Linked DNA regions of Homo sapiens: region 1 is linked to region 2. A link is a loop called in an ENCODE intact Hi-C map of the cell type or tissue named here. Cell type or tissue: dorsolateral prefrontal cortex. All regions are shown on one strand. Links, peaks and the distances in the headings refer to the core of each region. The heading gives the core; the rest is flanking DNA. Region 1 has its middle 420 kb from the start of OCA2. Region 2 has its middle 350 kb from the start of OCA2.

Region 1 (15,621 bases), core at 2,494-10,493, 59 kb after region 2:
TAGGCAGCATCTACCCAAAGCCACGACACTCTCATCCACTCACGTGGATGGGATTGTGTCTGTATGTGTGTGCTAGGATAGTCCCAGCTCTCTGCCTTTTAACTCAGGGGCCAAAAGTGTTTCATTCATCAGGTGAGAAAGTGCCAAATCCTTGAAACAAGGTACACCCATGGCCAATTTCCAGACATTTGTTTAATGGGATGCTCTCTGTTCCTTTTTACATTAAGTTATTGTTCATGAGTTGTTTGTGTTTCCAGTGTTTGTCAAAGATTTTACTTATATGTAGTCCAATTCCTATTAGAAAGGGGAAGGAATTTGCTCAGGAAAACACCATGGCGATGCTTGGGATGCAGATGAGCTACAATGGCACGGTCAGCCACAGAGGAGGTCAGCCACGGAGGAGGTCAGCCATGAAAGAGGTCAGCACATAGGAGGTCAGCCACAGAGGAGGTCAGCCACAGAGGAGGTCAGCACAGAGGAGGTCAGCCACAGAGGAGCTCAGCCACATAGGAGGTTAGTGACAGAGGAGGTCAGCCGCAGAGGAGGTCAGCACAGAGGAGGTCATCCACAGAGGAGGTCATCCACAGAGAAGGTCAGCCACAGAGGAGGCAAATATATTTCTAGGGGAGGAGGGGATTGCAGAATTAATTTATTCTGTAATAAATCAGAAATTGGAGACAGTGGAAGAGAGGGAGGAAGAGAAAGAGATGATTAAGAGAGTTGAAATGGCATTTAGAAGAAGTGTGACCAGTGTGTAACATAGAAGAAGTATGACCAGTGTGTGATTTAATAGGTATCCCCAGCTCCCAGATCTGCTGTAAAGTATAAAAATTGACTACATACATCAAGGATTTAGGTGATTTTTCTTGTGATGGTGAAGGGGAAATTAAATAAAATCAAAGGAAAGGACAGCATTCCACACCTGGTGAGATAGAGCACAGAAGAGGCAGTGTGTGGTCGAGAACTCGGAGGGAGTTAGTGGGAGGGGAAACTGCAAGCTGGGTGTGTGCCTGGCATCTAAAGGTGGAGGGAAAGAGGCCCAGATTCCAGGTGCTGGCCGAGGATCACAGCAGAGCTGGCATTAGCAATCCACAGGTGTGTTGGGAAGAGTGGTGACATCTTTCCCCTGCAGCGGGAGTGGGCCAAGGAACCCACTGCCTGTCTTCCACTCCCAGGCAGAGGCTGGGCATTTGCTGGGCTGCGCTTTGGGAGCCCCTCTCTGCTGTGAGCTTCCTGACATCACTGCATGAGAAATGTCATCCGTCTCTTCTGGAGGAGTTAGGCTTGGCTGTCTGAAACCATCCTCCCCGACAGGAGGCAGCATTACTATTGGGATGGGCCGGGACTGGGCTTGTTTCCTTCCTGCCTCCCCAGCTTCCTTGCTCTCAGGCCCCATTCTCCAGGCTGCTGTCTTGCAGCTGGTCCAGGCCAGGGTATTGCCCAAGGTTGGCAGGGGATCAGCTGTCTCTATGGGACCCTAGGCACAGGTGTGCAGCCAGCACACCTCTATCCATGTCCCTACCCAAGGCTTGCTCACCTGGGACAGGTCTGTCCTTCCCCAAGTCTGTGAGAATTAAGAAATCTCCTAAACAAGAAAAATTCATCTTGGCTAGAGGAAGAGGAATCTGCACACCTGAGCAAGCATTCTAACTATCTGAGGGGGTAAAGCACGGATGAAATGACCAACTGCTATTCCAAATCCACAGAAAAGGTAGGGCAAATGAGTCCAAAGGCCTGAAAGAACAAGCCCCAGGGCAGAATGTGTTGACCAGAAAAGTAATTTTGTACTAAGGGAAGGCCTAGAGATCCTTTAGAACAAAGAAGAAGAACAATTGCCGTAGTATGTTCTAAGACGAAGATGTGAAAGTCTTGAGTATTGGAGGGCACTTTGCAAGGGCAGGGTTGTCAGTTTCAGTGTGGTCCTCATGGCAGGAGATGGCCAGAGGAGAAGACTCACAGAACACAGAGCAAGCGCCATGCAGGCACGGAGACTGCACACACTACAGCCCCCCACGGAGGACATCTCCCTTGCTTCCTAGCTGGGACATGATTCCTGCAGACTGGAAATATTTTCAAGAAACTTAAGGAGTAACATATGAATGTTGAAAAGGCTGCATCTTTGAATAGCTCCAGGTGACATGTGCAGTTGCAACTTACATTTTCTGGTAAGTTACAGGAACCCAGATTGTATCGTGCCTCCATATTCTGTCTGTATTGTTTTAGGGTTAGTGCAGCCCGAGGCCATCATGAGGCGGATTCCTGGGATTCACTTGGTTGTTTATTTTATTCACTGGCACTGAATCCCACTTAAATGCATAAAATCATCTTGAAACCTAACTCTCCTTTCCTCAAGCACTCCAGTGAATTTTTCTACTTAAAATTCATGAAGTAAGAATGAAAATGGTGCATTGCGTATTGGGAGTGCTCACTGAAGTCTGAGTGGACACTTGTAGTCAAGCCAGAGAAAAATTGGGAAGACAACGCTGTGACCATTGTGGATGGGAAGCCAACCTATCAGTCAATATAAGATTGGCAATGCTGCGGCAACAAGCAACCCAAACCCAGTGGCTCCATGGGGAAAACAAAAGGCATTTCTCACCCAAACAAAAGTTGTGTTGGGTTTGTGTGACTCTCTAAGATGCTGTTATCTCTGCAGTGATTCAGTGACCCTGTTATGACATTATCCGGAACATATGCCTTCCTCAGTCAATATGGTTGGCAAGAGATGGCATGGACTTGCAATCTCTATAGTTGGCAAGAACTATGCAGAAATGATGCACAGTACTTCGGCTCACACCTTATCTGTCAAAGCAAATCATATGACACAACAGAGTCTAAAAGAGGGAAAGAAGAAGAGCCTTGGCGTGTGCCTGGTGAGCATTACCTGATGCTGGTGAGCATTAGTGATGCCTACTGCACCTCGATAATACAGAGTCATGCTTGGGTGTAAAATGCCATGCAATCCTGATACCACTGTGTGAACTTAGGTCACTTCAGTTCCTAGGATGCTGAGCAGTATATTGAAGTGGGCAAGTCCTAAACTCGGATTGAAGTAGACGAAGGAAAAGTGATGGCTCCATCATCTATATTAACTGAGAGACTTCAGGCAAGTTACTTAACTTCTCTAGGCTTCCATTTCTAAAATATGTAATAAGGATGATAAAAATAGCATTTGCTCCTGAGGGTTCTCATGATGCTTAAATGAGATGGCGTGTAATGCCAGCCCCACTACCTTCACCCATCTAGCCCCAGGTCTCTGTATAGAGTGATGCAGCTGGTTAGGCTCTAGCCCAGTGATTTGTATTTCACATCTGTTACTTGAGAGACCCGAACTCTAGGAAGAACCAGAAATAAATTCTGAAAAAGGACCTTCATACTGGAAAATAGCAGGTGGCTTTTCTAGCTGGGAAATACATAGACAAATAGAACCACAATGGAAGATCACTGGGACAGTCTTGGAATCTTAGACTGTGAACCCCTGAAGGACAAGCTTGTATCCTTAGTATCTACAGGAGTGTCTGGAACTGGGAGGCCCATATCTGCCTCTGCCCTCGAGTCCCTCTCTGGACCTACTCTGCCTTCTCATTCTCCTGTTGACCCAAGTGTTAACCAGGAAACTTAATTTAATACCACTAGATGCTGACCATAAAGATAGCTGGTTTCTATTCTTCTAATGTGGAACCTGAATTTTGCTCACCAACCAGTCATTGCTTATGGCAGCTATAAACACTTAAAGCTTTTCACACACGGCAAATTCACCCATTTCCAAGGTGTTTATATGGACACCACGACATGCCAGGTGTGGGCTAGGGGCTCATGACATGGAGCAAAATCAATGACCCCACCTCACGGAATTCACAGCCTGGGGGAGGAAGCAGGTGTTTAAATAGAGGATAATACAGACAGAGATTGAGAAATTGTAACTATGATTCTCCAGTCTCCAGAACTGTAAGCAACACATTTCCGTTGCTTATAAGCTGCCCAGCTTATGGAATTTCGTTATAGGAACCCGAATGGACACAAGACACATATAACACTAGATACAGTGTGATTTGATTCAGTAGCATCTAGATTCTTCTGATCAGGCATGCCTGATAATGCACCTGTACATCCTGTAAACTGTTTCTGACAATGAGCCTTTAATTCACACATATGCACGTGTTTACAAATTATAAACATATGCTATTGTGACCAGATTTCTCATAAGCAGGAATGTCCCACTGAGTGAGTGGTCTTACCTCCCTGGGATCCAGCACTCCACTCTGGAGAACACTCCCCTAATAGTGTCCTGCCCAACTCCGTGTTATTAAACTAGATGGGAGGGGAGGGCATCTGCAGGGATTCTCTGGAAAAGAGGCAGAAGTTGGATTTCTCTCTGTGATTCCTGGGCTGGCCAGAAAAGGAAGGACAAGTAGACTCAATGGTCAGTAATGGCCAAAGACCAAAGTTCAGGGATGTATGTGAGGTCCAAGACCATGCTTCTGGCCAGATGGGAATGTGGTGGAGGTCCACACTGGTCATGCTGTGTGCTGAGAGCCCTGGGCTCTGTGGAGAGCAATGGGGTGGCCAGGCAGGGGGTGGCCAGCTCCCTGCACTCTTCCCATCAAAACAGTGTGTATCGATTTTACCTGTCGAACGTCTGCATTTGATGCAGTTCTCCCTGGCCAGACACAGTCTAAAGCCCCCGCCCCAGCTCTTGCGGCTGCCCCTGTCCACACCCCCTCCAGCCTCCCAAACTCCTCCAAGTCACGCCCACCTCACGAACACTTTGAGGTGTTTGAGTGAATTGACTGAACCTGCACCCATGCCAGGTAGGTCTATTGATCACTCCAGTTTTACTATTCCAAGCTCAACGCATCTGGCACACTGGACCAGGGGTAGGAGGGTCAGAGGGAAGCCCAGGTCCTCGTGCTCTTCCAGGGAGAGCGGGGCTGGGTGGCAGGCCTGGCCTCACAGCACCCTCCACGCTGGCAGGACCTGGCCACACCCCGTGTACTGGAAATTCACTGTAAGGGCCAAAGGAAAACTTCTGCCCTCTGAAGGTTTTCTGAAAATCAACTCACAAAAGACAGATTAGTAGAAGCAAAGATCTACAAAATTTTAACATGTACAGCATGGGGAGTCTCAGGAGAATGATCCCCCAGTAACCCAGCATGCTGCAGGAACCTATTTACCTTTTCTTATAGGGGAAGGGAAGCTGGGGGAATGAATAGGCGCAATACTCAGACAATGACTCATAAGAACGAGGGTTGTTTTATGCAGATAAATTCCTTCAGTTAGACTCTAAGAGCTTCCTTCGGGAGAATAGATGGTTAAGTCTGTCTAGGAGCAGGGAGGACTCCCAGTCTCTTCTCCTTTGATGGTTGATCTTTCTAGGTTATTTGATAAATCCCTAGGGAGGGGGTTTAAGACAATTGCATTGTTTGGAAAGAAGCTTTTTTGGTCAAATAAAGAAATTGCAGAGGGAGGCCCTCCCTGTGCTTAGGGATGGAGGACCAGACAAGGTTAGAGGGACTTTGGTTCTGAGGCAGCTTCTAAGGCCTCTCAGTGTCAAAGCACTGGTCCTCAGGGAATCACTTTCTCAGCCCAACACTGCCTTGGTGGATATCCTAGCTCTGCTTCTCAGTAACTTTCTAGCATCTCACAGTTTATGACCGGCTATGAGTGGCCTCTGAAAACACATTGAAAGTGCATAGAGAAGCCCCTCAAAGCCACCTGCAGTGGACGCTCCACTGCGTGCCAGTCTTAGGTGTCGCTGCAGAAAAGCACAAGAACTTGAGAGCCCTGTACGCTGACAAGAGTGATTTTCCTCCTGGAATAAAGGATTTCTTACCGAGAGCTAGCAGGGCGATGTGAGAAAGCACTATCTGCCAGGTTTGACAGCTAGGTAATTTCAAATTGGAATTTCAGATTTGGCCTTCACTTGTCTTTCCTTTGAAATTTCCATTGCATTTCCCAGACATTTATTGAGTCCACTTGTCAGCTTGGGTGAAAAATACTGCCTACCCATCACTTTCTGATTTTTCCTTTCAGCCAAGACTGAATGCCACTAATGGGCCATTACCTGAAGGTACCGTGAAGGGCGAGCTTGTCCTTGGGAAATAAACCTCTGGTGTGAATTATTCCACTTGCATCTGACCAGCGTCAACACTGATGGCCTGTGGAGTGGGTAGGTTTGTATCCACTCAACAGCCTAATTACATTCCATAAATGTTGGTAACCTTTCCTTTGCTATCTCCGCAAATGTAAGTATCTGTAGTTCCTGTTTCTCTTTTCAGCCTACAGAATATTATTATTTTTTCCCTTTCTTTACAAGCAAGAGCACAAATGAATTTACTAGAGCTGACTGGCTCCAGTTCCTTTGGAACAAATGCTAAGCATAACAGGATCAGACATAAGGAAAAAAATTTAAAAGGATGTTTGATAGAAATATTTTCAAAATTATGCTGTAAAAACCTAGGTGGAGTTCATAGTTATGGATATAATTTTGTCTGTAGAGGACAGGATCAAGTTTTACAGATGTGTTGATGAAAAGATTAAAACTCAGTAAAATTGAAGAGATGTATTCTAAGCCAAATATGAGTGACCTGTGGCCTGTGATACAGCCCTCAGGAGATGTTGAGAACACGTGCCCAAGGTGGTCAGGTTACAGCTCGGTTTTATATGCTTTAAAGAGACATAAAGCATCAGTCAGTACATGCAAGGTGTATATCGATTTGGTCTGAAAAGGCCGGAAAACCGGAAGTGGAGGATTCCAGGTCATAGGTAGATTCAAAGATTTTCTGATTGGCAGTTGGTTGAAACAGTTAAATTATTGTCTAAAGACTTAGAATCAATAGAAAGGAATGTCTGGGTCAAGATAAGGGGTTGTGGAGACCAAGGGTTTATCACGCAGATGAAGCCTCCAGGTAGCAGACTTCAGAGAGAGTAGATTGTGAATGTTTCTTATCAGACTTAAAGAGTCTGTCCTATCAGTAGTTCAAAAAAGGAGGAGGGTATAATGAGGCATGTCTGGCTTCCCCTTCCCCTTATGACCTGAACTAGTTTTTCAGGTTAACTTTGGAATGCCCTTGGCTGAGAAGAGGGGTCTGTTCCTATCGGGTGGCTTAGAATTTTATTTTTGGTTTACAGATGGGACTTAAACATATATACAGAAAATTGGTCTAGCATATGACTGTTTACTCCAATGTCACCTTTATTACATCTCATGCAACAGGACCTTCTTTTGCAGAGCCTAAGCTCAGTCCACAGCAGGGCATGCTGCATGATGCTTGGAAGCTGGGGGGTGTTGATTTCAAAGCTGCTTCCAGGAGAAAAACCACTTTTATGGGACAGAGTGTGAGTATTAGGGGAAAGATGGGTGGAAGTAGGCACAAAGAAGAAGACAGGCAGGCATAGGATACAGGTGAGGGCTTCGCAGATGCACGTCAACCAGGTGCAAAGCTGGTGAACTTTGTACAGGTCTGCCAGCTGAGGCCAGGGAGTTACAGGGAGTTAAATGTGGGGACACAGGTGTACACACGGGTTTATGTTCTAAACCTGAGTTTCTTGCAGGTAACAGTTTCTATGAATATGCTAGCACTTGGGAAAAACAGGAGGTCATGGTGGATTATATTTGTAGCCAGAATTTCTTGCAAGTAATTTAGTTTCTAAGAATACGTGCATTAACTTTGAAATAAAAACTGGGGATACAGATGAATATCATATACTAAGAAAACCTCAGGAATGAGAATTTTTATCTCTTTTCTTCCGTAGGTCCACCTGCTGTTCTTTCTCAGAGCAGATGTCAAAGCATCAAAACGAGCAATGTTGCGTTAGTTGGGGGTGGTTTGCACCTTCTAAACTGCCTCGCTTCCGCCTTTCCACCACCTCTTTCTAAAGCCTCCCTCCCCTCACACAAATAGCTGGCTTGGTAGTTGATAAGTAAAAAACTTGTAGTTACCTTGAAATTCATAAAGCAGAGGTGTCAGAGTTTACAAAAGACCATAAAACATATGGAAAATTCCTTTGATTCTTGGGACTTGTTATGCTCTATGAAGTTACCTGGAACACTGCATTGGCCCATACTGAACTATTGCTTCTTAGAGAAACACAGGGTCTGGTGCCTGCAAGTCTTTGGTCACAGAATTTTGTCAAGCAGTCAATGCATAACCGTTTTTGAGTGTGTTTCTATGGAAAGACACTATATTTAACCTAGAGATACTGTTGATTCATTAAGATTGAGCTCGCCTCCAACAGCGCTATAACTTGTGCCTGCATGAAGCTTGTCTGACACTTGTATTTTTTCCATGAGGCACATACCAGGCTTGAACTTAGGAACGCTAGCCAGCACTTCATCCCTATGTTTGGGGCCATTTTAAACAGAAAAATCACTACCAAAAAGCACAAAAGTGCGAGAAACAGGGCACCACACAGACCATGGAAAAGACATTTGTTTACAGCAGGAGACAAGAAAGCAGGCCTTGCGCTGCCTCAGCTGGGAACTTGCCCACTAGGCAATTCAAATTCTTTGCCACTTTGTGTGTGTCCTCAGAAGACTGTGAAAGTGCTGCCAGCATTGATTTTTGGGGCTACAAACACATCCTAGTGAGCAGGCCAATTTGCAAATATGGAGTCTGAATATAGTGCATATGACTATATTTATTACTTGCTACCTTAGTCTGAGCTGCTATGACAAAATACTGCTATAACAAAATACCTGAGGCTGGGTAATTTGCAAGAACAGAAATGTATCTCTCACAGCTCTGGGGGCTGTAAAGTCTGAGAAGCAGGTGCTGGAAGGTTTGGTGTCTGGTGAGGGCTGCTTCATCGATGGCCTCCTCTCTCAGCTGCATCCTCACAGGCTGGAAGGTGGAGGGGCAGAAAGGGCCTAAGCTGGTTCCCTCCAGCTCTTTCTAAAAAATAAGATGCTAACACACGCAGGGCTTAAAACCTAGATGGCAGGTTGATAGGTATAGCAAACCACTGTGGTACATGTATACCTATGTAACAAACCTGCACGTTCAGCACATGTACCTCAGAACTTAAAAGAAAAAATAATAAGGTGCTAATCCATGTTTGATGGTAGAATATTCAAGACTTAATCACTTCCCCAAAAGCCCCACTTCTTAATACCGCCATGATAGGAATTAAGTTTCAACCTGACTGATGGAGGGGACACCATCACTGAAACCAAAGCACTTGCTAACAACTGATCTTCCCAAAGAGTTTCCAAGAATGTAAGTTCTCTCAAGTGAGATACTCAACGCAAGGTAGTATTTTACTTTGGATGGGGTGGCCTATTTTCATCTCTTTTTCAGATTAGCAAATTCTATTTTAGCTCTCATAATTTGAATGGGAGCTGATCCCTCCCAGGGTCTCAGTGATTCAGCCTCTTTGCCGCACACTCATATTTCTGGCCTGAAATTCTTTTGAGGTTGAAGCGGATAGACTAGGTTTCCTCTCTTTTGATTGAAGGATGGAAAGGCTGATGACACACAGGCCAGGTGACAGCAGAGCAGCTCAGCACAAGGGCCGAGGCTGGCTGCAGCTCTGACGGGCATGTTCTGGACTTCAGCAAGTATGGAACCTCCCTGTGCCTCAGTTTATACACTTGTAAATGGGTGGATAATAATGGCACTGTCAATCAGGAATCCAGACTCAGGTAAGGAGAGACTTTATCCAAAAGGACCAATGCCATTGAGGGAGGGGCTGTTGCTGTGGGGGATGCTTCGTCCATCAGACCTGCAAGTGTGGCAAAGGCCAGAAAGAAAGGGATTTTCTTTAATAGGAAGGGGTAGGTATGGCTGGAAAGAACAGGATATGGTGGGAGGAGTGAGAGGGTGTTGTGATCCCACAATCGAGCAGGAAATGTTCTCAGTGGGCATGAAGGAGGGTGGTTCTGCCTCTGTGCCTAGGACAGAATCCTGACTACAGTTGGCCAAGTCAAATTATTGGACATTTTGTCCAGATTGGTGAGTGGGGACATAGTCCAGCTAATCATTTATGAGGGTCTTATCCCAGATAAACAAAGGGGCATTTGAGAGTCTCAGTGAAGTCACATGGGGAAGGGTAGATCTTTGCAGTAAGCCAGTTCCTGGGAACAAAAGGATGAGGGAGAGGCCAGGGGACTTCTTAACCATGAGGTTTCTAGGAGCGCAGAGAAAATTCAAACTTGTCATTGCCTACCTTAAAGGGATGTTTAGAGGATTTAAAATGGATACATGCAAAATGTTCATATTTCTAGGATATATTAAATTGATATAAGTGCTAGCTCTTATTATTATTGCTATAATACTAAGAAGCAAAGGCATGCGTAGATGAGCAATTCCGACGGGAGCAGTGCAGCGGGTGGGAGGAGGGGACCCTCCCTGGGGGCTGTGGCTCAGACACGTGGGTGAGCAAATGCACAACCCTGGGACATGCTGGGATGTCATGAGAACTCACTAATGGTCATCTGTAAAAAGGTGCTTTGTGAATAGACTCCACTAGACGGGCACTGCTCACTAGAATATTAGCAAATCCATTGCAACGAGCTCACTGCTGGGGTCCTGTCTCTTGTCTACCCGCCCGGCCAAAACAGCCCCTACTGCCCCCTGGCGGCAAGCCTGTGTACGAGGTGTGGGGAGGGGAAGCCACAACAGGTAGCAGTTGGGTCAGGGCACCTACAAGTCATTTTTATTCTTAAAGCTCATTTAAAGCATTTATGGTGTTCATTAAAATATATTTTGACAGCCTGGGCAACATAGCGAGACTTCATCTCTAATAAAAATAAAAAAAATTAACTCGATGTGGTGGTGCACGCCTATAGTCCCAGCTGCTCAGGAGGCTGAGGAAGGAGGATCACTTGAGCCTGGGGATTTGAAGCTTCAGTGAACTATGATCAGGCCACTGCGCTCCAGCCTGGGTAACAGAGCAAGATGCTCTCACCCCACCACCTCTCTCTCTCTCTTCTCTTTATATATATATGTGTGTATATATATATATGTGTGTGTGTGTGTGTGTATGTATGTGTATATATATATATATATATATATAGGCTCAAATTGGAGAAGAAAGTGCTAGAAATCCACACCACTTTCTTCTAATGGCATTGCATTTTGAGAGAGAATAGACCAGACACCTAGACTTTAGCAACATTCTCAAAGAACAAGCCATGGAAAGGCTGTGTGCGGAGGAGAAAGGACTTCTGTTTGGGTTATATTAGTCTATTAGAGGTCTGAGCACTGAACTTATAAAAACCTGACTTTTGAACTGAAAAAAAGGGAGCTTTTATCCATTCACTTCCACAAAAGTATTGCCTAGGGTAATCTATGCAATTCCTGCAGGATAAAGATTAGCCTGTAGGCCCAATTATCATAAATTCCTATTACCCCAACAGAAATGTGTTGAGTGCCTATTTTGCAGGCAAAACGTCTTCCCTTCTCTCCCTGGTGCTGCGTTCAGCACAGAACAACCGCATTTGGCAGCTTCACTCCGACAGAGGCCAGTGGCTCCTTAGAGAGCTGAGGTGTTCCGGAGGCGCGTGCACCAAGCTTCTGCTATTCACGCTCCTTGGTTCCTCGGAAAGAGAGCGTTCGGTTGGAGGAATCAGTGTGCTTTTTGCTTATTGACAGCCTTTCTTCTCTTCTGAATCACTATTTGAACTGAAGGTCATTGGAAGACATGCTTTTGGGAGGGATATTTGTTTGGAAAAACAGACATAGCTCAAACCCTGCAGGCTCTCTGAATCTTTTGGTCTTTGATGAGCGGGTGGCCTGCCAGGCAGCGGGTGTTCTGGCTGCTGTGTTTGTGCCATTTGTATTTGATCAGCTGCTGGGGCACTTCTCCCTCTGACTGTGTGTGCGTGGGGCAGCTCGATTGCTGTTTGGTGTGCCGGGCTCATGGTCTCTTGCCCTCTTGTCTTCTTTTTATAAGCAATTAGATAATCAGAGAGGATAGACGGATAGACTCCTCCCCTGAAAAGCTGGCTGTGTTCCCAGGCATCGGGTGAAAGGCTTGTCTTTGGCTGCCGACCCCCACCCCCCACCCCTTCCTGACTCTTCCCTTTGCTTCTCCCCAGCACATATGGATCTTCTCAGGAGGCCCTTCTCACCCAGGACAAACATAATCTAAATAAGAAAACCCACATCCCTTGACGGCTCTGGTGCTATAGAATTCATACTTTTATCTTTGCCATCTGTCTTACCTCTCAGGGTCTCAGTTTCATCATCCATAAAATAGGAATAATAGTAACAATAACCACTTCTTAGGGATGTTATGCTGATTTAATAAGATAGTGTAAGGAAAGGGCTTAGAAAAGAGTAAGCCCCCACTAAATGCTGGCTGATCACATTATCAGCGAAAGCAGTGCACCCCAGGAAGGCTTTCAGTCTCAAAGTGGACTGCTGCAGAGACATGGCCCCTTGATCTCTATCTCTGCTGGCGGGGCTGCAGGCCTTAGGTCAGAGGCCATGTTGAGGAGGGGGACAGAATCCCTGTCCTGCCACCCTCTTAAAACACCGCACACCTGGCCTCGCAGAGAGAGGGACATTGAAAAAGAGATTGTGAATATAAATTGCAGGTCAGGTGTTCCCCCAATATTTAGTGTCCATCCAAGTAATTGGGAGTTTTTTTTTTTTTTTAAATAGAAAGGCACAAACTCCTGGCCACAACCCCTGCTGCAGACGGAGGGAGTCTGGGGCCCCAGGAGGATCCGGATGCTGGTGCTGTCGGCTGTGGAGAGAAAAGACATGCTTGAGGAGAACTGTGCCCTGTCTATGGCTCAGCCTTCCAGGGTATCTAATTCTGGTTCTAAGGGAACTGTTTCACAACTTGCTAAGGTGCAGACAACTGACAGCAATGCAGAGAGATGACTCCATTGCAGCCAGGTGAGCTCAGTCCTGTGGAGGCTCTGCTGGCTACCTCCTCACGGCGGAAGGGCCCAGCGTGGTTCCATCTGCACATTCCCCTACCTATTCCAGACCTACACACGCATGGGTTGTCTGATTCTCCTTCCTTGTAACTAGTTGTAAGATCTTACTAGTTCTCTCATTGATAATGAATTAAATAAATTTCTTAACATGTTTTATTTGATGAATGTATGTGAATCATGATGTAGCCTTTTATGAAAGTTAATTTCTAACCATGCCCTGGCAACCCAGCTCAGGGTGTCAGCACTTGGCCTTCGTGGACACACCAGAACAGGTCTGTTTGAAGCTGTCACTTTGTGGATCAGTAAAGAATTCAGGAGAGAGTCCTGCTGTTGGTCAAGCGTGCTGATCCCCAGTCTCTGGGGCGCCAGCGTTCTGTAGCTCAGCAGCTGGGATATCCTCCTATTCAAGGTGTACATCTAAGTGCACAGAGAGGAGGGAGGAGAAGATGAGGACCGCAGAAGACAGCCAGCATCGAACTGCTGAAATACACCCAGCTTCACAGCAGGAGAGTCCATGCGGCTGGACTGACCCCTGACCTGAATTCAGTTCCAAAACACATGGCTTCTGTAAGATTGAGGAAAAGCCACCAACAGTTTGGGGTGTTCAGAGGATTAAACATTTTAATGAGTCTTGTCTTCTTGGTGGGCTGCTGGGAAGCTTGGCGAGTGGCTTCCCAGGATTCCCCAGCCAGGTCAGGGTGGGTTGTGATGAAGCTTAGAGGCCAGGATTCCTGCTCCCTGGCTGAGACCCCCAAAAGTCTCCAAGGTGAGGAGGATCCTGGGTTCACAGTGGAAGTTAGTGGAAGAAGGTTTGTGAGGAGAGTGTGGGCTTTGGAGCTGGGCCTTTGGCTGAGCCTTCAGCCTGAGTGTCTGCGGGCTCCTGTTTCGCGTGGGTGCTGTCCCTCTCTCGTGGGCATGTGATGATCAGTACCACTCCCAGAGCACACGGGTATGAAGTGTGTACGGCCAGCATGACTGTGGACAGGACCTACCTGACGAGGAAGCTAGTGAGTGGGGACTCCCCGACTCTGACCTTAACCTTAGATAGGCTGTTCTTCACAGGGGAGGAGACCCGGCATGGGTAACCACCACCCAACAGCAGAGGGCAGGAGGATCAAACTGCTTCCAGCAACGTGTGTCCAAAGAGGCTGCAGGAGAGGACACTGAGGCTCAGGGCAATTTGTTTGCCTGATTGTGAGATGTCGCTTGTTGATTTAAGACCCCATTCAAAAGTCATGTTTGGAATGGCTCTTGTCAATGCACAGGACATTGGGGAATCATGAAAAAGAACTGAGCTGAGAAAAATGTCAGGCTAAGAGAAAGTGGAGGAAGACAAACAAGAAGAATCCAGGGAGATGCTGATTGCACCTTAAGGGTTACCTCTGTGTGTTGGAGCGGACACAGGCTGGTGCAGACTCTGGTTCCCAGATCCATCACAGAGCCCATGAAGCAGAAGCAGAGGGGCATGTTGGCAGGTGCGAGGTGGGGCGGTGCTGAGCTGCCCAGGCTCCTCACGGTCAACCCCTCCCCGTCTAGGTAGGAGGTGGGATGCCCCAGGGCAGGGGGAGGTAGGAGTCATCCTAGGAGATTCTAGCGAGCCCATGAGCAGCTCTCCACAGCCCAGGCACAACGACCCTACAGGTGCTTTCATGTTCTTCTTCAAGCCACAAGATAAACACACAAGGCTTCTCAGAGTGCTGGGCAGGTCTCAGGCCTTGCGGGGCTGGAGGGAGCTGGAGTGGTGGGGTCTGGGGTCCACAGTGGCTGGAAGTAGCAGCTCAGGAACCTTCAGAAACCCTGGGAAGGGCAGCTGGCCACACAGAGCCAGCAGGTGTCCTTGGCATTTGCCTTACATTCTGGGAGAACAAAGGGCTGCGTCTTAATCCGGTGGGGAACTCAAGTGACAGGTTATCCCTGTCCAGCCTCTCTGTCCTAAGGGAGCATGTTCAGCATGAGTGACCCAGGACTCTGGGAACAGCTGGAATTCCATCCTCAGTCTCTGCTGGTCCTGGACCGAGGCCTGTCACCAGGTCACCAGGCCTCAGTGTCCAGGGTTGGGGCATCCCTGAGGAGGGTGGCCCTGAGTCAGCAGGTGTGCCGCAGTGCCTTCCGGGGCACTCAGCACTGAGAAGACGGACGGGCTCTGCAGGCACATCACCTGGAACTTGGCAAGGGAGCACTACAAGGGTTTGCGGTCAGCATGGATGTTGCTCTACTACTTCACTTAGCATTTGATGAGCGTATAGAATCCCCAACCCTTAGTGCTGGAAGCACCTTCAACAAATACAATTCCAACGTGCTCCCTTTGTGCATGAGGCTGGGAGCAGGCACAGGACTCTGTCAGCTGCTGGAGGACCGCTCTGAGCGTGTGCTGCCAGACTGCCTACTCAGAACCATGCAGGTCTTGTTCTAAAAATGATGGTCCCAGAATGCTGAAGAGTAATGATCTCAGGGACAGGGCTTTCCCTGTGTAAGTATGAGCAGCTTTTCTAAGTGTTTGGAGACCTGCTATTGCATCCTTACAGAGCTCTATCATGTATGGGGAGCAGGGGTATATAACTGATGAATTTTACAATTTAGCAAACTCAGAGGAAAATAACAATTATTGCTATTTACTAAGCGAGTGCTAGGTGTCCGGGACAGTTGTAGCACATTGTACTTTTTATTTATTTATTTTTATTTTTAGTTGAGATGTAATAATTGTACGTGTCTCTGGGGTGCATGGTGAC
Region 2 (15,621 bases), core at 4,851-12,850:
CTGGTTTTATTTTTAAATGAAGATCTCAAGCATCAGACAGGACCTCAGCACTGCCTGGCTCTTTGATTCCATTTCCCTAGCGCAGCAGCCAGAGAACTGGCTGGAAATAGGTGTCTGCCCACATTGGGTAAGTGCAAGTGACTGCAGCCAGGGATGGTGCAATCCTTTAGGGCCAGTGAGAGGAGGCAGCTGTGGGCCTCTGGGGGGGGGGGGGGGGTGGGGGACCAGGACCTGGAGATGCAGGGAGCTGTGTCCAGAGGGACTGGACGGGAGCCGTGGCCTTCTGCTGGGGCTGTGCCAGCATGAGACACTTGGTAGCCAGGGCCGGGGGTGGGCTGTGGGAATCATCCTGAGTTTATGCCTTTCTTCCTGTGGCTTCCCTCTGTACGTGGACTGAGCTAGCTGGAAGCCAGGGGACAGGAAGCACTGCTGATGCTGTCCGGGAATGGGAGTGTGGCAGGAGGAGCAGATGGAAGATACTCAGCTTTATGTACTGTTTTGCTCCTCAGCAGATGAAAAGTCCACTTCTGAAGAAAGGAGACACTAAAAGTGCCATGAGCTTTTCCACTCAAGAGACCACGCGAGCTTGCCCACACTCCCTCCTGACGCTGTCTACAGAATTATTAGGTGAACAATCCAGTGCTTATTAAATCCTGTGTCGTTATGATGGAAAAAGACAACCTCGAAGAAACCAGCTGTGCCTTTGCTATAAATGTTGGACTGCCACAGGCAGTTGTCCTTGCTAGAGTTTGCCCGACATCACGTGCATAAAGTCCTGAAGACCACAGGGACGGTGAGGACACACTTTTACTGTCTGAATTCACCATGAAAATCCAGATGAAGGGTCTGTGTGCTGCAGACGAGGATCTGGTCCTGCCTGAGCTTGCATGAGGAGCTGTGCCTTACCTTTGACACACGGCCCCACGCAGGCAACGTGGCAGCAGCAGAGTCCATGGGAATCTGAGCCACTTCCTCCTGCAGTGCATGTGCGCCTTCCAGATCTGCTGGGGCCCAGTCTTGTAAATGCAACATACTTCATAACAGAAGATCACTGTGCACATCTGACTTGATGGTTCAGTGGATCAGATAGCCCTTGGCTTGTGACGCACAGCCCAAGTTCTGTAGTCACTCTGTTTTCCACAGTCAGATCTTCAACCTGCACCAAGGCCCAGTGGCAGCCTGGAGCTGCTTTTCTAGAGAAGACTAGTACACTAGTCAGAACAGGAAGGCAGGGACTTCATTCAGATCCTGAGGTTTGCACTCCTATTCTCCCCTCAAGGCTTGCCAGCATCTCCCTACAGTGTGTGTGTCTGCCCTTGGGATACCTGCAGCTGTGCTGTGCTATTTCACAAGGCCCAAGTGGCAGGGCAGCCAGTGTGGCAACCTGGACCTGTGAGCTGCACTTGCTTGCTCTGGTCCCCCTCAAACCTTGCAGCCTTGGGAGGTTACCTGCTAATGGGTCAGAGCAGCGAATCCAATATGTTATATGCTGCCTTCGAAATTAAAAGTGGACCATCAAGAATTGTATTTTTTTCTTGTTTTTGATGATTGGTACAACTTTTTCTCACTTTGTAGGGTAATTTTAAGTCACTCCTAAAATTACCATCAGGATGTTGTATTTCTTTTGTGTTACCATCTTGGTGTGAGATGGGCAACTTCCTCATGTAATAGGAAACAAACTTGGTCATTCTAATGGTTATTTAACATGATCTCTCTCAGCATTCATTCTGGAGAAGGGGAATAACCATAGGAAGGGTCCACCATTTCATAGGACCAATTATTATGCGGACTTAGCACAAGAATGCACTTGTCACTTGACCAACATAAGCCTCTATTCTGTCTTAAGGACCAGAGGATGTTTTGGATCTCTGAGAATCAGGGAAAATTTAAAACCATTAGGACCGTCTGGATATTTCTTACTGGAATGCAAAAGTCACCTGGTAAATGGCCACAGGTCCCTCTGAGGAAGGTGTGGGAAGAGCAGTAAATGCATCCGTGGGTCTGTTGCAGGATCTTTCTCAAATGCACCTGGCTGACCTCTCTTCAATCAATGACCTGTGAGGCTAGGAACACTCTCAGGTCTGGGAAGCAGCTTGTGTCATTCATCCTTCTTATGATGACTGAAGCTTCTCCCCAGGTCCAGATTCTCTCCAGGTTTCTATGTCAAGCTTCCCATAGAAGCCATTGCTTTGAGCTCTGTGATCCACTTGCCTTTTGGCACAGACCTCTGAAGCATAATGTGGTAACTGTGCCAACCTTGACTATGACAATTAAGCACACCGCTGGTCTTTACCACCTTGGAATCCCATTATTCCCACTGAGAAAAGATAACTTTATTCCATTACTGCCTCTCCTACTGTCAGCAACAGTCTCCAAAGGACAGATATCAGAGACTTCTAAGGACACTGGTGGCCCCTGCAACACTGCATTTATTAATGCTTCAATGCAGGAAGTGTCCACTGGATTCTCTTGCAGGGAATGCTAGGGGACAGCTGAGTAAGGGACACATAAAAATCTGAGCCTTTGGACTCCTTTCTCTATATGCCCAATATTAACCAACTGTGCATATTAATAATGCCTATTCCAAGGGGTCAGCTAACACATTAAATCTCAAACTCCCGGTGAGTGTGCCTGTCCAGGAATTTGGCCCGTTCAAGCCTTGTATTTTATCCTCTGGGATGTAATATACTTAGATTCCATTTCCTTAAGTGCACTCCAAAGAGGGGTGTAGTTCTGTAACTTTTTCAATATACAGGTTAATTTGTCTTGAAGGAGACGTTCTACTTCTCTATCCAGGATGCGTTAGTATCTTGTAAGAGCCCTGGAGAAAATGATGGGTATTGAGGGATGAATCTTGAGACAAATACACATCAGTTTCTGAGGCAACTAACCAAGGTGCAGTCACTAGGTGGCTTTAAGTGGAGAAAAGAGGGGTGGGCTTGTGGATCAGAGGGAGATAGAGTGATTCTTCCCACTTAACTCTTGGTCAAGATTGTCTTTGCTAAAGCCTATGCTTGCAAATAAATTTTAGGATAAGCTTGCTTATGCCTATTTTAAAAAACTTGACCTGATGTGATAGAAATCACACTAAACTTATAAGTTAATTTGGGAAGAATTGACAATTTTACTATGTTGAACTTTCCATCCCTTGGACATGATATGTCTCTCCATTTATTTAGGTCTCTTTTGGTTTCTTTCATCAACATCTTACAATTTTCAGCGTGCATAACCTGGACAAGTTTTGTTAGATTTATAATTGAGTATTTAATATTCTTTGAAGAGAAAGGTACTGTGTTTTAAATTTCAGTTTCCAAATCTGCATAATTAACGTGTAGAAATGTGATTGATTTGTGTGTGTAGATCCTGTATACCATGGCCTTGCTGAGTTCACTTATTAGTTACAGAATTAAAAAAAAAATTCCTTGGTATTTTTTACATAGATCATTATGTCATCTACTAATAGGGACATTTTCATTTCTGCCTTCTCAATCTTTATGCCTTTAATATATATTTTTTGCCTTATTCTGGTGGCTAGAACTCATAAGAAAGAATTTGGCCATTCATTCACTAAGCTAGATCTACTTGCAACAACTTCTTTCAGTTTTTCTTCATTCTAGAAGAGTTTCATTTCACCTTCATTCTTGAAGGAAGTCTTACTGGACATAGTTCTTAGTTGACAGTTCTTTTCTTTCAGCCCTTGAGAAATGCTCTGTTACTTCCTTGTGCCCATATGGTCTCTAATGAGGAATGTACTGTCATTCAAATTGATTTTCCCCTACAGATAAGTTGTCATTTCCTCTTGCTGCTTTCAGGAATTTCTTTTTTTTATTTAATTTCAGGGATTTGATTATGTTGTGGCTTAGTATGGATTTCTTTGAGTTTATTGTTTTTGAAGTTTTCTCAGCTTTGTGAACTTTAGATTTCTTTTACCAAAATCGGGAAATTTTCAGTTAACAATTATCCAAATATTCCTTCAGCCCCATTCTCTTTTTCTTCTTCTAGAACTCCAGTGATACAAATGTTGAATTACAGTCTTAAAGCTCTGTTCATTTTTTTTTCAGTATTTTCTCTCTGTGTTCATATTGGATGAATTTTATTGATCTGACCCAAAGTTCACTAATTCTATACTCTGTCGTCTCCACTCTACTGTTGAACACATTCAGCAAGTATTTTATTTTTATTTTATCATTATCATATTTTTCAGTGTTTAGTTTTCATTTGGTTCATTTATTTATTGCTTATTCATTGCCTATTGCATCATTTTGTAATATAGGCTTTAGAATCCTTGTCATATAATTTGTACAACTGACTTCTCCTAGTGTTGGCATCAGTTGATTGTCTTTTCTTATCCAAGTTTTAATTTTCCGGATCATTGCATGACAGATGATCTATATATACTGGAAAAACTGGCTATTAGGACATTATGGATTATATTTAAAAGTTGAATTTTAGCAAGCAGTTACCCTTTTCAGGTTTGGCACAAAGGTCCTGGTGTACTTTTGTGCACTGCGGCTCCAATGACTGTCTAGTTTTGGGAGCTGATGCCATGCTATTTTGGTCTGCTTGCTTTATCATTGGTGTTGATGCTTCCACTGCTCCCTGCTGATGCTGCTTGAGGATGTGGAGAAAATACCCAGGTCAGGCCACCTGGTGTCCCTAGGATGATGGGATCTTCTGACTTGCTCATTTGTTTTGAGGTTCTCCCCCAACTATGGAGCAGTGCCGACCATGAGCATTTCCCAGCCCAGGTAGTTTGGGAGCAGGATATTCCTCATAGGTGCATCCTGGCCTCAGTGTGTCTGGGTTGGGGAAGGGATTCATCAGGCTCACTGATGGGAAGAGGAACACTTATTGTCAGTGGAGATTCAGATTGCTCTCCCTAGTTGGTTCTTCTGGGCTGACCTGGTATTGTTGGTGGGACTCGTGTTCAGCTTGAAGGAAGACAGAGCCCATCTGGGCTGTCTTCTGTAGCTAGGCTGGGCCAGGAATAATTCTGGCTGGGTTACCTTCTTCTGTTGAGTGGAGGGTGTGGGTGCCCCACCACTATATTTTTCCTCCTACCCTGGATTCCAAACCAGTTCACCCTCCTCATCCACGTTTCAGAGTTCTCCTTTGGTCATCTCAAGTTACCAAGATGCATAATTGTACTGAGTGGGGAGCAACAGGCAGAAATAGAACTTTCTGGAAATGTCATCTTTTCCAGATCAAAATTCTCATTTGCTGTTGAGAAAGAACTCATGTGATCAAACGAGAATACTCATTTTTTTTAATAGATATTAAATCTAGGTTTAAGATAAGCATAGCATTATTTCTTTAATTTCAAATTGGAGAGAGTTAGTTTTAGGTAAACAGGTACAACTTAAAAACAGGTTTTAGGTAACCTCCCTGTTTAATTCTTATATGGGTTCTTTCCATAAAAACTGACGTCTGGGTGGTTCTGCACTGAGAACCACTGCTCACTGCTCCCCTCAGTCAGTTCCAGGCCGGCCTGCCCACTTCATGGCCTTTGTCACCCTGACACTGGCTCCCCAACATCTAAAACCAGCAGTGTTTTAGTCTGGAGGATCTTGAAACTGTTGGCTGAACATGCCCAGAACTGGCTGTTATACACCACAATGTCAATTTTCAGCGGCTTCTTACTTTTTCAAAGTAGCTTAGTCCAGAATAAGGAAGACCGATCGAACACTTACTCACATTTCTGACTTTTACATTTTCTGCAGGACATTTGTTGTGCTGTATATAATCACAGTTCTTCCCATGTCACCATGCCCCAGCAGGGGTCCTTGCCCCATGTGACTGTCACAGCCATACCTCACCTGCACTGGCATGAGGCTGGGGTGGAGTCCCCTCCTCACTGTGTGGTTGTTGGTGGTGGGGGGCTGGAGGTGCTCACTGAGTCTGTCTGTGTGCCTGTTTCCTGGGCAGTGATCTGATGGTATTAATTTTCAAGTGGAGGAGACAGTAAGTGAAATTGATACATTTAGGAGTGATAAGTTTTGGGGAAAATGGAGTCAAGTCATTTAAACAGGTTCATTGGGAGGGAACATCTGAATGGATGTCTTGAGCCAGGGTTCTTGTTACAGCCAGGAGGTCTGTAGCATGAGCAGGATGAGTGAGGGTGGAACCAGGGTCTGATCCCACCAGACTGTAGGCCAAAGAGGGACTCTGGATCTTAGTGCCTGGGAGAAGCAGCTAGATAAATGGATGGGGATGTGGGAGAGAGGGGAGTACATCCCACTGTCCAAAAATGGTATGCTGTCTCCACTGCTGCATCAAAGGCCAAAGTTGGGTGAGGGAGGAGACTGACTTTATTTAGGCTGTCACCATAGGAGAACACCCCAGATCTGAAGACCAGTGTCGTGGCTGGGGGGTTATCCTGGAATTTTACAGGGATGGTTAACCAGTTGCAGAGGAGTTGACTCACAGCTAGGGTTGTTCCGCAGAAGAGGAAGTCTCCATCAGTTTTTGGAACAAGGATTGTTTTTCTTTCTAGTTAAGTAGTTTCAGGGGGAAAAAAGTTCTATTTATTTATTTATTTATTTATTTATTTATTTTTTAATACAGAGTCTTGCTCTGTCACCCAGGCTGGAGTGCAGCGGCACGATCTCGGCTCACTGCAACCTCCATTTCCTGGGTTCAAGTAATTCTCCTGTTTCAGCCTCCCGAGTAGCTGGGATTACAGGGATGCACCACCACTCCTGGCTAATTTAATTTTTGTATTTTTAGTAGAGATGGGGTTTCACCATGTTGGCCAGGCTTGTCTTGAACTCCTGACCCCGTGATCCACCTGCCTTGGCCTCCCAAAGTGCTGGGATTACAGGCGTGAGCCACTGCGTCCAGCCAAAAAGTTCTAATTTTAATGTTGATGAAGAGTGAAACGCTGTAAAATGTTTAAAGAGGTTTATTCTGAACCAAATATGAGTGACCAAGGCCTGAAGCACAGTCTCAAGAGGTCCTGAGAACATGTGCCCAAGGTGGTTGGGTTAGAGCTTGGTTTTATACATTTTAGGGGGGCAGAAGTTATAAGCAGACGTCAAGCAATACGTGTAAGGTGTACATTGGTTTGGTCCAGAAAGGTGGGACAACTTGAAGCAGGGGGCTTCCAAGTCATAGGTGGATTCAAAGGTTTTCTGATTGGCAATTGGTTGAAAGAGTTATTATCTAAAGACCTGGAATGAATCGAAAGGAGTGCTGGGGTTGTGGACAACAGGGTTCTGATTATGTGGGTGAAATCTCTTCAGCAGCTGCCCTTAGATGCTATAGATGGCAAATGTTTCCTATTCAGACCTTTAAAAGGTGCCAGAATCTTAGTTAATTCTCTCCTGGATCAGGAAAAGGCCTGGAAGGGAAGGGGGATTCTCTACACAGCGTAAATTTCCCCCCACAAGAGAAAGCATTGCAGGGCCATTTCAAAATATTTCAAAGTGTCAGACGTGTTCAAACCAGAGCAACTCCATCTTGGGTGAGGGCTAGGAAAATAAGGCTGGGACTTGCTGGTCTGCATTCCCAGAAAGTTAGGTATTTCTAGCCGCTAGAGGTTTACGGTTAAGGGAACAGACTGAGAAGGTTTACTAAACAGATCCAGACTTGGGAGTGTCCAGATATCCCAATATCTTGAGAATAAAGGCATTCCTAATTTTGCTTTAAGTATAATAATATTGATTCTTGCAAAATATGGTAATTAAGAAAATTAATCCTTTACTACAAACCCTTGTAACAGAGCACATCTCCCCATGACCTTTTTTTATCCTATATACATACACACACGAGCATTGTACCTAGGGTGGACACGTTTCCTCCTCTTACTTTTGGAAATGCCCGACTCCGTCTAAGGAGTAGCTGCACTTTCAACACTTTACTTTCTTAATAAACTTGCTTTTGCTTTGCATTGTGGACTTGCCCTGAATTCTTTCTTGTGGGAGATCCAAGAACCCTCTCTGGGGGTCGGGATCGGGACTCCTTTCCTGTAACAAAAGGAGTACATTTTGTGGTAAAATACTGCAGGTTCTTTCAGGGCCCGCTATCTGTCATGCGATGCTGCACTAGAGTCAGGTTGGAATTTGGTCTCTTACTGCTACAAAGGGTCTGCTCTGTCAGAATCTCTGGTCAATTGTGCCTGAATTCCAAAGGGAGGAGGGTATCATGAGACATGTCTGACTCAACTTCCCCTCATGGCCTGAATTAGTTTTCCAGGCTTCTTTGGAATGTCTTAGGCCAAGAGAGGGGTCCATCAGTCAGTTGAGTGGGGAAGGGTAGAAGTTTATTTCTTGTTGACATTACCTAATCAGAGGCAAGGAACAGTTTTAATGTTATCTAATCAATCATAAGTCGAACAGCAGGAGGTCAGAGGGTCTGTCTTTGGCTTTGTCAGCTGCATATACATGGGGCCCGGGTAATCCTGTCTGAACAGAGCAACATTCAAATAAAATTCATCCAGCAACTGAGAATAACTGAATATGGAATGTAAATCTTTACTGGAATTTTAACAGAGAAACCCAAAGGGCCAATGCAAAAACCATGGCCCACCTTGAGAAGAGCAAATCCTTTTTCTCTGCCTCTTGCCCCATCACCAGCCCTGCTGGCCTGACCCCTGGCTTTCCCTCCATCTCGTGCCCACGGTTCCCCCATCCAGCCCAGCCTCTTGCTTTCTCCATCCCTGCCTGCCCTTATTGTCAATGTCAAGTTCCCACCATCCTGCTTTTGCTTGCTTTAAATTCAGCAGCTCTTTTCCCGCATGATTTTAATGAATTTATCAACTTTTGAAAGACCACCATCCCCCTCCGCTGGCCCCACCAGGTCTTAAAGATCCAGGCTGAGGGTGCGGAGGGGCTGACACCCCGGATCTTAGTCATTGTTGTTGGCTGTCTTTGCCCTTGTTGCCTGCCTGTCTTTGGGGCTAAGGATGCTAAATCGAGGTGCAGGTGTTGCTGCAAGAGTGTCTGGGCCAGCTGTGGGCACTGCCCGAACTGACCTTCAGTCTTTCTCACAATACTTTATGGACTCTGCAGTGTAGAAAATCAGTGAGAGGTTTCCTGGGGGGATATGGGTTACAGGGAAGCATTTGTGGCCAGGGAGCAGCTGGTAGACAGTCAAAAGCAACGATGACGTGGTGGCCAGGTGTGAAGGTGAAAGGCAGGTGCTCAGGACCTGGCTGCGGGAGGGAAGCTGGCTGGCCTCGGGGCAGGGGTGCTGGTGAAGGAGGCTGCCGAAAGCCAAGGGCCGTCAGCTTCTCCAACTGCACAAGCTGATGGAATGCATTTGCCGTGTGCTATCTGGACATAATCTGTGCCTGAAGAGCAAGGATATTTGATCGAAACCCACTTGTCCTATGATGGTGAGCTCCTGGTGTAAGGACAGCAGGCATTTAGTTGCTGAATTCACTAATTCATGGCCTCCCTGGGCCCCACCGTGTTTCTGGGCCTGACACGTGGGCAGACCATCTGTGATATGGACAGAGGTGTGCTGTTGCATTGCTGACACTCTGGAATAAGCTTCCTGGGCAGACGGAGGAGAGCAGGAGCAAAATTCCACCAGAAGGCTTCTGGGAGGCTCTCTGCCCTGGTGTTCAATAAGCCCAGACGAGGGACCCTTGATAAGCATGCTGTTTTGTTGGATTGTAGCTGATGTTTCTCCTGGCAGCCTGAAAGCGACTGGAATAAACCTGTCCCCACCCCTTCTCAAGAGTGTGGCAGAGTGTCACTGTCCTCTTGCTCGTCTCCGCATCCATTGGCAGTGCAGCCCTTACAGACTTGTGGCCGTGCAGACTGGGATGCGTGCCATTCAGATTTCCTCTTGCCAGTAACTGGCAGCTGCCCTGGGTGGCCGGGCAGCCAGCTCCCCTGCAGATGCCTTTTGATAAAGTGCCACTGTGAGCCAGGGTACCAGGGTTCTCCCTTCCCAAGCATGTGGGTGCTAAGAGGCGAGATGTGCTATGCAGAGAAGCAGCAGGATCGCAGAGGCAGCCAATGGAGCCTTGCGGAATGTCTACCCTGATGGCATTTTATGCCATGGATAAATTAAAAACAAGCTTCCTAATTAAGTGCTTAATCGAATACTCAGCCTCCTGAGGTGTGTACAGAAGAAACGGAAGATGGCTTTTGGCCTCCAGGGGCTTTCATTAAGCATTCCATATTTCATCATTTTCTCCCGCTTCCTTCACTCCCCAAGGCCACGGCCATGTGTGCTGCTTCCAGACTTCTCAGAGGGCCTTATGTATGGTGAGCCCTTAAACAAGCTGTGTGTGGACTAACGCATCATTTCGGATTCTATCATACATATAAAGAGAGCTCGAGGTGCCTGAGGGATTCTTTTAGTGACAAAGCCAGATTATAGCCGGTTAGGTTCAAGCTGTTCTCGTTTTGCTCTCTTCAGCTCATCCTTTCCTCGTGTTTTGCCCAGCTTGCTTCTGCAGACAGTGTGCAGAAAGCTTTAAGGGAAGGTGGCCCGGTGCTGCATCCTCCATTGCCTATAAATCTTACCGGCCACAGCTCTGCCATCGTGCTTCTTCTGCCTCTCAGTCTTCAGCCTGGGATGGGACTCTTGGGGTGGGAGGTGATTGGCTTTTGTCCCCCTCCCACATGGCCCTTCCCTTGACCTATGCACAGTTGGTCTGGGCTGGTCCCACCTTTTGACAAATTCTTGAAGACTGACCTTTCCCCAAGCATACTGTCTGCTCCAAGGTTCCACAGCTGCTTTGCTGTGCATCAACATCATGCTTTAGAGCACTGGGGAATGATGTTTAACTTGCAATCTGCAGCCAGAGAGGCCCCATTTGCTTTGTCAGTGCCCACTCTCACCGCCCTTCCACCATCAAGGCCCAACCAGAAGGCAGGGCATGTGTTCTCTCCTCCCACCTTGCCCTGGACCTGGCATGGTGCTCTTCTCCCAGACAACACTGAGCACGTGTTGAAATGAACATATCACCTGCCTCCAAGCAAAGGCATAGCTGCCACAGTTCAGATACGTCTGCAATGTGTATTTCCTAAAACCATTATTTTCAGCAAAAGAAAATGTCAAGAGGAGGATGTTTAAATCCTTGTCTAAATGTCCAATCCTTAGAGAAACCAGCTTGGATAAGTTGCTACTGTTTCAGTGCTGAATTGTTTTGCAGGATGAGTAATGTTAATCGTGTAACAATAATGATTGATATGCTATCTAAAACAATTTGTATGACACATTTGAATAAAAGTAATTTGAAACAATTCATAGTGGCATTGTTACACTTTCCTTGAGCTCTGCTGTCCTGGAAACCTCATGGTTAAGAAGCCCCCGTCCCCTCCCTTATCTTTTTGTTCCCCAGGAAAAGGCTCACTGCCAAGATCCACCCTTTCCCATGCGACTTACATAAAACTCTGGAATGCCCCTTGTTTATCTGGGATAAGGCCAGGCACAGACCCTCATAAATAATTAGCTGGACTTTGTCCCCACTCCTCAATCTGGACAAAACATTCAGTAACTTGACTTGCCCAACCGTACTCAGGATTCTGTCCCACCGCCAGATGCAGACCCATCCTTTCTCATGTCCACTGAGAATGTTTTCTGCTCAACCGTGGGGTCACGACACCGGCTCACTCCTCTTACCATACCCTGTTCTTTATAGCTGTGCCTACCCCTCCCTATGAAAGAGAATCCCTTTCTTTCTGGCCTTTGGGACGCTTGCAGGTCTGATGGTCAAAGCCTCCCCCATGCAGCAGTCCTTCCCCCAATGGCAATGTTCCTTTTGGATACAGTCTCTCCTTGCCTAAGTCTGGGTTTGGTTTTAATTTGACAATAGGAATCTTCTATGTGTGTAAGGGATGTGTTTCTCAGAGATCTCCATTTTGAAGTGTCCAGTTGGTGAAGTCGTAGTTATATTTTCATGATCTAAGACAGAGACATTTTGTCTTGGTGAGGGTTAGAGGCCTCCGCCGTAAGCAGGCCTGAGATAAGAGCTGTGCTGTACACAAGGATGTGCTGGAAAGCCTTGCTGCTCACTCACCCTGCTGTTATCCACAGCTCTGGAAATGCTGCTGAGCCTTCAGCTTCCTCTACTCTACTTACTGTTATCAAACTCAGCAAGGGGCCTCCAAGCTTCTTGCAGGTCTGCTCCTCGGGGAGTTAGGTGGGATGGATGAGGAGGAATAGGACTCATTTCAGGAGGCTGGAGACTCGTGAGACAAGCATGGGAGCTTCTCTCAGATCTGCTGACTGTGTAGGGACAGAGACAGAGCAGGGTGCACCTTGGGCTCGGCCGACCCAGCCTGTGCCTATGCCCAGCTCTGCTGGTACACGGGGAGCAGAGATCACTGCTTCTTCAGGCAGGATCTGAATTAATCTGCTGATTCCAGTCATCAGGATCAATATTTAATAAGCACTTGTTCACCTGCTTGTCCTCCCCATGAGGTCCTTAGAAATCAAGGACCATGTGTAACTCAACTCTGCATTTCCAGCACATGGCAAAATGCCCATACATACTTGCACTGCATGTACTTTTGTTGACTAAATTGATGAATTAGGTTAAGTCACCCTTCACCTCTCCTTCTTCTTCTCTCCTAGTGGAGAGATGACCAGATGCACGAGTGGACCCAGGAAGGCTTTGATGTCCTTCCCTGACCCTCCCAGGGGCGATGGTCAGGGCTGCAGCCTGTGGCTCCCGGGTTGTGTCTGAATTGGGAGGACGGGCACGGGGGCTGGCCTCTGGTAAAAAATGTAGGGGACCTTTTGATCTTTTTCTGTCCCTCCACAGCCAAGAACACTCAAGCTGGCCCTGCTGGAAATAGGGAGTCACACCCAAGCACAGGGCTGGTCACAGATCTCAGAAATGCCAACCTTATTGGCCTTTTATTCTAAACAACATTTCTGAAAGCAGCATATGGGCACAGCACACTGTGCTGTAAGTCACGTCTATGGAAGCAGATGTAAATAGCAAGGCCATTTATCAACAGAACAGTTTCTCAAGACAGGAAAGTGGAAGACAACATCCAATTTGTTTTATTACTCAATCACAAAAAATAACCAGTGTATAGTCAAACATGTACCTTAAACAGTAGTGTGCTGAGGGAAATGGCCTGAAATGCAAATCTCACCTGTACCTCTGCACCCCTGAGTCACGTCCTCTGCTGACAGTGATCTCTGAGACATTTGCCAACTCTTTGGGAGAAGATGGCTTCTGTAGTTGAGGTAAAAGAGCTCTTCATGGGTGCATGGAGGGAGATGAGGAAGATATGGGATTTATGCCTGAGGTAGATCCGGTTGGAGGTAAGAGAATTCATGTGCTTAGAAATCATTAATATTGGCCAGGCGCTGTGGCTCACACCTGTAATCCCAGCATTTTGGGAGGCCAAGGCGGGTGGATCAGCTGAGGTCAGGAGTTCAAGACCTGCCTGGCCAATGTGGTGAAACCCCGTCTCTACTAAAAATACAAAAATTAGCCAGGCATGGTGGTGGGCGCCTGTAGTTCCAGCTACTCGGGAGGCTGAGGCAGGAGAATCACTTGAACCCGGGAGGTGGAGGTTGCAGAGAGCAGAGATCATGCCACTGCACTCCAGCCTGGGTGACAGAGTGAGACTCTGTCTCAAAAAAAAAAAAAAAAAAAAAAAGAAAGAAATTATTAATATTATCATTGGTAAGTGTAATGATCAGCAGGCAGTCATGTCATCACTGCTTCTCCAAGGAACAACTTAAATCTGGAAATAATAGTCAAGCACTGCTATCCCTTATAAAGACAGGGTGACCACGCACCGCAGGATCCTTCCTAGGGGTGGAGTTGACCAAATCATGAGGTAGTCCTCTTTCAGTGTTCTCCTTAAAGGATGCTGCAGCCTGGCAAGGGTCTTTAAGAAATCATTTCCTATTTATTTTTAGGGTTTCCCACTTCTCATTTTTCATCACGAAGGTATCTGGAACTAAAGAAAACTCAAGTAGTTCATGTTGACAGGAAAAGGCAAAAGAGGCTCCATGTGCTAGAAGACGCTGGCGACCTCACTCTGCCCTGGTTCCGCCACTGAGTCAACCTCAGACACACTGGTCTCTGTGCCTCAGGGTCCCACCTGTAGAGCAGAGGCATTGGACAAGGGGATGCTGGACTCTTCTTCTAGACTGTCGATATTAAGTTAGATGCTTAACCTTGATGCCTTCATATTTTTAAATAAACATTTGTGTAGATGTACAACACACATAAAGGAAATTATAAATATTTCCCTAGTGAATTTTCACAAAACTCTTACAACCTAGAAACCCATTCCCTGTATGCTTTCTGGAAATACGGATTTTTAGCTCCGTAGGTTAGTTGCGTTTGGCGTAGAGCCTTTTTTTTTTCTGAGACCGAGTCTCGCTGGAGTGCGGTGGCGCGATCTCGGCTCACTGCAAGCTCTGCCTCCCGGATTCAAGCCATTCTCCAGCCTCAGCCTCCCGAGTAGCTGGGACTACAGGCGCCCACCACCATGCCCGGCTAATTTTTTGTATGTTTAGTAGAGACGGGGTTTCACCGTGTTAGCCAGGATGGTCTCGATCTCCTGACCTCGTGATCTGCCCGCCTCGGCCTCCCAAAATGCTGGGATTACAGGCATGAGCCACCGCGCCCGGCCCGGCGTTGAGCTTCTTATAAGTGGAAGCGCATCGTGTGATTTTGCTGTGTGTCAGTCTTGTTTTGCCCCACACGATATTTATGACACTCATCGGTGGTCTTGGCACGTAGCAGAGTTTGCTCATTTTGATCCTTCAGGTATTCCATTGTGTGAATGTGCCGCAGTTTATTTACCATCTGTGGTTGGTTGGTATTTGGGCTGTTTTTTGTTTCTAGGTCTTATTAATAATTGTGCTAGGAACATTCTTGTGCATAGTTTTTGCTTTGTTTGGTTTTTGGTGTATTTCTGGTTGCTATATATCTAGGAATGAAATTTCTCTGCCCTAGAGTGAGCAAAGGTTCAAGATTAGTACATAGTTTTCTAAAGAGATTATGTTACTTTATACTCCCACCAGTAGAATATTAGATTCCATGTGCTCCCTGTCCTCAGTAGTAGGTGGTGGTGTCAGCATTTTGTTATTAGGCATTCTGGCGGGTGTGTAACAGCACTTCAAGACAGTTTCGATGTGCATTTTTCTGATGACTGATGATGTTGAGCATAGCCTCTTTTGTAAAGTGTCTGCCCACACCTTTTGTCCATTCTCCTATGACGTTGTCTGACCTTTGGCTAATTTGTGGGAGTTCTTTCACTACTCTGGATCAATGACTGCCTTGTTACTCTTTTAATGGCATATTTGATCGCAACAAAAGTTGTTAATTTTAAGGCAGTCCAATTTATGAATCTTTCTTCTTATGATTAGTGCTTTTTGTGTCCTAAGTAAGGAATATTTGCTCACCTCCCAAAACATGGTAATTTCCCATTAGCTCTTGTAGAAATTCTACTGTTTGCCTTTTATGTTTAGCTCCACAATCCAGCTAGTCTTATTATTTTTACGTATGGTGTGAGTAGGAGTCAAGATAGCATTTTTTTGGTATGGATATTCAGTTGACTTTTCATTTAAAAGACTATCTCTTCTCTTTCTGGTCTAGAACAGACTATTCTGTTCTATTGACATATTTTGCTATCCTCAAACCGACACTCCCTGTTTTAATAACTGCAGTTTTATGATGTGTCCAGA

Evidence for each region. A loop is a pair of places that touch in the nucleus more often than their neighbours do. Peaks named below come from ENCODE experiments on the same cell type or tissue, not always from the same donor. Only the 100,000 strongest peaks of a DNase experiment are listed, where the experiment ranks them.
Region 1: a loop joins it to region 2, with 1.9 times the contacts of the local background. A loop is called at or near these places in 3 of 110 quality-filtered maps.

Annotation. Positions count from the first base shown.
Region 1 is chr15:27,676,181-27,691,801 of GRCh38, reverse strand. No RefSeq gene overlaps it. Among named protein-coding and RNA genes, the nearest start is that of OCA2, 420 kb to the left of the region's middle. RefSeq lists an enhancer at 4,264-5,243. In dorsolateral prefrontal cortex, for the core only: no CTCF peak of the experiment used is centred there; no DNase peak of the experiment used is centred there.
Region 2 is chr15:27,737,397-27,753,017 of GRCh38, reverse strand. It overlaps a transcript of OCA2 not described here. Among named protein-coding and RNA genes, the nearest start is that of OCA2, 350 kb to the left of the region's middle. RefSeq lists an enhancer at 1,206-1,707. In dorsolateral prefrontal cortex, for the core only: no CTCF peak of the experiment used is centred there; a DNase peak (open chromatin) is centred at 9,797; H3K27me3 peaks cover 480 bases.